2 separate regions of the Homo sapiens genome follow, and region 1 is linked to region 2. The links are chromatin contacts, found by Hi-C or POLR2A ChIA-PET in ENCODE. All regions are on one chromosome and are shown on one strand. Each heading gives the region's core, a stretch centred on a gene start or an enhancer-like site at or near the end of the contact. The rest is flanking DNA. Distances are from core to core; before and after follow the strand shown.

Region 1 (3,556 bases), core at 193-2,692, 40 kb before region 2:
CAATTGCAAAATAAAGAAAATGAGTTGGAATGCCTTCTATGTCAGATGTTTAATGTTGTTGCAGTCAGCTGCAGTGGAGCTGCAGACTCATGGCGTACCAGCATGGTAGAGTCAGCATACGCAAGAGGAGGGTACCCTCGTGGATGAAGAAGGCTGTTGGTGTCACGTGCACCTGAGTAAAACACTCCAAAACGTGACCACAACAAGCTTACTCAACCTCTCTTAACATACTCTCTTGCTCTAATGCATGACACTTTGCTCATTTCCTGTTGCCTGGGACCTCGAGGTTTGTGTGATATGGCCCTCAGGAAGGGGAAATGGGGTGTTCACCACGGTCAAGGAGCCTGGAGACAAGGGGAAGTAGGGGAGCACCAGTGATAAACGGTGCTCATGCCAAACATGTTCTTTCAACATAAGAATGAATGTTAAACACATGGAAATAAGGCAAAAATCCAGATAACACACATGCATGTGGATATATGCATGAAGAGACCCCAAGTGGGTGTCCTGACAGCATTGAAGAAGCATTGCAGTGCATCTGTATTTGCTTGGACATCTAGGCCATTTTTCAAGGTTTATAACTTAGCTATGAAAATGTATTTGTGACATTTTAAGTCCCAGCCTGAGAGCAAATTTTGATTTTTAAATTCAAACTTATCATTCCAAAACTCATTCTGGCACCATTTTAGGGCTGGATGAATTGTTTCAAAGATGTTTATTGCTTTTAAGTCTCTGTTTTATTACCAAGCCTGTAAGATGTAAACTGCTTTGAATTTTGTTAAGATGGTGAGTGATTAGGCAGTGACACGACTTTAAAACAGAAAACACCAAAGAGATTTAACTGGATTAAGAGAGAATAGTACATTTTATGTAGTTAGGCTGTTTCTAAGAATTAAAATATGCCTCATCTGGATATGTATTTCCATCATGTAATATAATAAGGGCTTTCCAAAAATATCACTGTGTTCTTTAGAAGAAAGGATAACAGTTTGTTCTGTGTCAACAGCAATATTGTGTATTTCAAACAGCTTTCAGCTGGGATCTCTAAGCTCTGAACAAATATTATTCAAACCACCTAACACGGAATAGATTTTGCCATGGTTGATCATTGATTAGAGCAGTAGGTTGAGAACTAGATACTCTTGAAGTTGGCTCGCTTTCTTATGACCCAAAGTCAGGTGGCTCAGAACATCTGGGTGCTTCTGAAGCCAAGAGCCTCTTTAAACTGCCAAACTCATTGTCAAGTGTCTGGCTGCCTTCAAAAATCACAGCTGTGCAACTTGATACATCCTAGGCTTTTAGGATTCTGATTGCAAGTTATAGAAACCAACTGAGATAAATAAAGAAAATAAAGACAATTTATTATGAAGTACCAGAGATTTCACAGAACACAAAGACAGGAGTGCAGCCAGGCCTTGGGAAGGACTGGAATGGAGAACTGGCAAGCCACTGGGAACCCACTCTGTGTTCTCACTCACACTCTGCATCTGCTTCTCACGTGCCTATTCCTAAAGGCTTTTTTTCTTTTAAGACTCAGTTCTTTTCACCCTCCTCTACATGGCATAGTGTGGTCGTCCTCAACTGCTGTGTTCATATCTTTTAAACGTTGCTTCCAAAAGGGTCACTGCCTCTGTTTCTCTGTATTAGTTGCCTATTGCTGTGTAACAAATGACACCAAAACTTGATGGCTTAAAGCAACAAACATGTATTATCTCAGTTTCTGTGGAAGCAAGAATCTAGGTTTGTCTTAGCTGGTCCTCTTTCTTAAGGTCTCGTTCGAGGCTGCAATTAAGGTGTTGACCAGGGCTGCAGTCTCATCTGAAGGCTTCACTAATGAAGTTGCCAAACTCCCTCACTTGGCTGTTGGCGGGATTCAGTTCCTTGAAGGTTATTAAGCCCTCTTAATTCCTTGCAACATGGGCCCCTCTCTAGGGCAGTTCACAACATGACTGCTGGTTCCCATCAGGTTGAGCAAGTGAAAGAGATCAGAGATGAAACGCAAGATGGAAGTCTCTGTCTTCTTGAAACCTAATCATGGAAATGACATTCTCTCAGTTTTAGGTCTTCTATTTGTTAGAAATGAGACACTAGTTTCAGCCCACACTGAACTGATGGGAGAGACATCCACTCCAGTGGATAGAGATCACTGGGAGCCCTTTCAGAGGCTGCCTATCACAACTTCTCTGTCTTTGTTCTTTCCTGTCATCATTTTGTTTTCTTCCCAATTCCAAATTTATTGGCAAAGGTCTCTGACTTACTGACCCATCTTCAGTCAGGTGCTTATCGTTGTTCCAATCAGCTGTAGGGAAACCCAGAATCACAGTATCCATGGTTCTGTGGTGTTTGTACTAGGGCAAGACAAAGAGGACCATCACGGATGAAGAAGACAGTCACAGAGCATGGATCAGAGTAAAACACTCCAATGCGTGACCACAACAAGCTCGTTCAAGCTCTTTTACTTAATGGAAATAAAATTTCCGAGCAGATTATTCACCTCCACAAAAGACTGGTTCAATGCACGTAAATTTTCTGTGTAATTAAAGTCCTTAATTCTGATATACATATGTAATGAAGATTAAAGCATTTTTTTTTTTTTTCTTTTTTGAGGCAAAGTCTTGCACCATTGCCCAGGCAGGAGTGCAGTGGTGCAATCTCGGTTCACTGCAACCTCTGTCTCCTGGGTTCAAACGATTCTCCTTCCTCAGCCTCCTGAGTAGCTGGAATTACACGTGCGTGCCACCATATCCAGCTAATTTTTGTAATTTTAATAGACATGGGATTTCGCCACGTTGGCCAGGCAGGTCTTGAACTCCTGACCTCAAGTGATTTGCCTGCCTCAGCTTCCCAAAGTGCTAGGATTACAGGTGTGAGCCACCGCACCCAGCCAAAGTGGGTTTTTAAGAATTCATTATATGTACCATTACTCTTTTTCTTAAGAAAAGTGTTTATTATTTTTAAAATTGTAGTAAAATATGCATAATGTAAAATTTACCATTTTAACCATTTTAAAGTTGCAGTTTTGTGGCATTAAGTACATTCACATTGTTGTGCCACCGTCACCACGATTCATCCCCGGGACTTTTCATCTTCCAGAATTGAAACTCTGTATCCATCCAACTCTAACTCCTCATTTTCCTATCCTCCAGCCCTGGAAGCCACCATTCTACATTGTCCCTATAAATTTGACTACTCCAGGTACCTCACATTAGTGGAGGAGACACAATATTTGCCCTTTCCTGACTAATTTATTTCAGTTAACACCATGTCCTCGGGTTCATTCCAACTGTAGTGTGTATCAGAATGTACTTTGTTTCTAAGGCTGAATAATATTCTGTTGGTTTGTATATGCCACATTTTGTTTATACATCCTTCTGTGTATGCACATGGGTTACTTTCATCTTTTGACTATTGTGAATAATGTTGCTGTGAACATTTGTGTAAAAATACCTGTTTGAGTTCCTGCTTTTAATTCTTTTGGTTATATACTCAGAAGCAGAATTGCTGGATCCTATGGTAATTCACTGTTGAAGTTTTTGAGGAACTGCCATAATGTCTT
Region 2 (3,049 bases), core at 514-3,013:
AGAATGCCATGTGAAGCCACAGACACATGAAGGTGGAGGCTGCTGCACACCAAGCAACCTTGGTGCTAGGAGAATCCTCCCCTAGAGGCTTTGGAGGCAGCATGGCCCAGCCTATACCTTAATCTTGGACTTTTAGCCTCCAGAACAGTGAAAGACTAAATTTCTGTTGTTTAAAGCCACTCAGTTTGTGGTGCTTCGGTGTTTTTTGTTTTGTTTTGTTTTGAGATGGAGTCTTGCAACCTCTGCCTCAGAGCTTCAAGCAATTCTCCTGCCTCAACCTCTCAAGTAGCTGGGACTACAGGTGGGCATCACCATGCCCGGCTAATTTTTTGTATTTTTAATAGAGATGGGTTTCTCCATGTTGGCCAGACAGGTCTCAAACTCCTGACCTCAAGAGATCACCCGCATTGGCCTTCGAAAGTGCTGGGATTACAGACATGAGCCACCACACCCGGCCCAGTTTGTGGTGCTTTGTGACATAGGCCTAGGGAATTAATAGAGTTCCATTGTAGGATGGACAGGGATGCTGCAGCCTGGTGCTCTCAGAGTAAAAGATACTCTTTCTGAGTTTCGCAGCCTCTTTCAGATGTCAGGGTGAGGACAGGGAAGGCAGCATTCTTCTGGATAGTTAGTTGATAATACCAGCAGATAATATCAGAGAGAGCTGGCAGTTGATAATACCAGAGAGAGTTGTTCCCCTCTCTCAGTGGTCAGTGAGGGTTGTTGGACTGCTGGGCCTCACCTTGTGATCCAGCCACGCAACACAATCCCAGGGTGGGCGGCACTTGCCTGAGCGTAGAGGCTGCCAGCAGTCACACCTCAGGCTGCAGGCTACTCCTCTGCATGTCCTTTCCTGTGGCTCAGTGTTCATTAAGAAGTCCTGTCATTATGGACCACGGGAGTCCAGAGAGGTAGCCTGGCCAGTTACTTTGACAACCTCATGATGTCATGCTTTAAACTACTTCCTGGCTACAGATCTAATGCAATTCTCGATATTGTCCGCTCCTACCAGCCTGGGTGACAGCAGCTAAAGCAAGAGCTTACAGCTCACTTTTAATGATCCCCTTAGTGACATCTTTAGGATTCATTTGCATTAGCAATGGAAGGTGAGTCTGACTGCTACTAAGCTGCATGGAACTTTTGTCCAGGGGACCCAAGCCTACTGCTGGCATATCTGGCTCAGCCCCTGGGAGGCTTTCCTCATCCTCCTTGTTATGCTGTAGTTAGGATTACCTGCAGCAGTTCAGCAACAAAGAATGAACATGACCCTCAGTCAAATGGATTCCTGAGAACTTCCCCACCATGAGCTGGACCCTGAATATATCAGAAAATCTTATCCCAAGGGGTTTCTTAACAAAGCAGTTTCTCTGTCATCGATCATTCTCCCGCCTTTTAGATTTTCATCTTTAGAGTTTTGAAAGTATGTTTGTAAAAAGCAAAGGCGCTGGAGTGTAGTCAGCATCAGCACATGCACACATGCACACCTCGCTTCCCAGCTTCTCAGTGCTTTCTCTCCAGTCCTGGTGAAAAGCATCCTCAGGCAACATCCTGATTAGTAAGAGAGCAGAGCAGGCAGGCTGCTTTCTCCATGGAGAAAAGACAGCTGCGTTTACTCTTTGACAGAGGCCTAAAGTGGGTGCACGCTCGACTGTGTGTGAGAGATTTGACTTGCCTGTCTCTTTCAATGAGGATGTGGACTCTCATCTCCTAATGGCAGGCAAGAGGGGGGTTGAGCAGGAAGACTCCACACGTGGTGTCTCTCCAGTACTGGCATTGGAGCCAGCTGCAGTAAGCCCAACAGACAGAGCTAGAGAAGCTGAAGCTACAGCCTCCTGCAGGATTTCTGTGAGCTGGTACCAAGGGGCCTTCTGCACTGCAGGGGAATAAGCCACTTCATGAGGATTCTTTTATCTGATCAGATGGGCAAAAACTTTTGATGTACCCTTAGAAACATAACAGCCATTGGCTGACAGTCTAGATTTATGGGGTCAGGGGCTCCCCATCATCTTTGAAAGCCATGCTTCGTGTCAAAGCCAGAGAATTTTTTGTTAAGAAGCCCTCAGACCCAGAGGGTATTTTCTGGGGGGTGGGGGGGGGGGTGCGCAGTGGGTAGAAGGAAGTGAAGAGCGAAGGAGTCCAAAAATCTCCTCCAACATGCGGATGCTATTTGCTAATACCCATGCCAACTCCATGGCAGCAACTGCTTCCTAATGCCCACTGCAGTTCTGACCTTTTTGTTATGTCTTTGAAGTGGTGATATCTGGCTAGAACTGGGAGTCTCACAATCTGGAAGACAAGAAAAATACGAGAGAGAATCAGAAGGGGAAGCCTAAGATCTAGGCATGATCCCCACACTTGCAGCACAAATGGAGACAGGTGTTAGCAGTGTAGGCAATACTTGTGCTCTCCAGTGATCCCTTTACCCCCTTCTCTCTTTGGGTAACTTGCTGATATGCCTATAGATGAAGACAGACCCTTTTTCATCTGATTGAGGGTGTCAGCTTAAACTGTGGCCTCAGGACCCAGTTACATGTTGGAATAACATTCATCTCAGTACATCAGAAGTTGTGACCACTTTTCAATTTCTGTGACAATAATTAATATAAGCATGTTGTATGTCACTTAGAGATTTGCCTTAAAATTGAACGTTGTTGCACGATTTAAGCAACTGCTTTGCATTTTCTTTTATGATCGCTTGTGCCAAGTAAAGGCAAATGATATCATAGCATTCGAAAAGGAAAATTACACAGAGGTTCAAATTGGAAAGGGGGTAGGAGAAATGAATCATTTTGGGGCCTACAGAATATAGGCATGCTGAAATCCAAAGAATTTGTGCTGTGGCAGCCAGTACCATATTTTTGCTGGGAACAGATGTATTATGCAGATTCCATTTTTTGCACAAACTTGCAACCATCCATCAGCAAAAAGTGCAGCAGTAAAAAAGCAGTGCAGAATTTTCTGTTGATTCTAGCAGTAAGTGCATTAGATATCTATGTAATTCAGGTTTCAATAACCCTGCAACGTGAGACTTATCTTCATGTGAACAAAC

The links. A loop is a pair of places that touch in the nucleus more often than their neighbours do. ChIA-PET counts read pairs that join two places held with the same protein, here RNA polymerase II (POLR2A).
Region 1: a map of prostate gland shows a loop between it and region 2 (2.1-fold over the local background). The contact joins two enhancer-like sites. A Hi-C loop is called at or near these places in 4 of 168 maps with a recorded cell type or tissue (PC-3, PC-9, endothelial cell of hepatic sinusoid and 1 more). POLR2A ChIA-PET finds 5 or more read pairs at or near these places in 1 of 52 experiments (HCT116).

What each region holds. Positions count from the first base shown.
Region 1 is chr13:34,456,722-34,460,277 of GRCh38, reverse strand. All of the region lies in intron 2 of LINC02343 (long intergenic non-protein coding RNA 2343), which reads right to left. The region is part of intron 2 of LINC00457 (long intergenic non-protein coding RNA 457); the gene reads left to right. Among named protein-coding and RNA genes, the nearest start is that of LINC02343, 110 kb to the right of the region's middle. Within about 2 kb of position 1,442, at least 5 of the 41 ENCODE cell types and tissues checked have a DNase peak (open chromatin) inside an H3K27ac peak, as active enhancers do.
Region 2 is chr13:34,417,850-34,420,898 of GRCh38, reverse strand. The region is part of intron 1 of LINC02343 (long intergenic non-protein coding RNA 2343); the gene reads right to left. Among named protein-coding and RNA genes, the nearest start is that of LINC02343, 71 kb to the right of the region's middle. Within about 2 kb of position 1,763, at least 2 of the 41 ENCODE cell types and tissues checked have a DNase peak (open chromatin) inside an H3K27ac peak, as active enhancers do.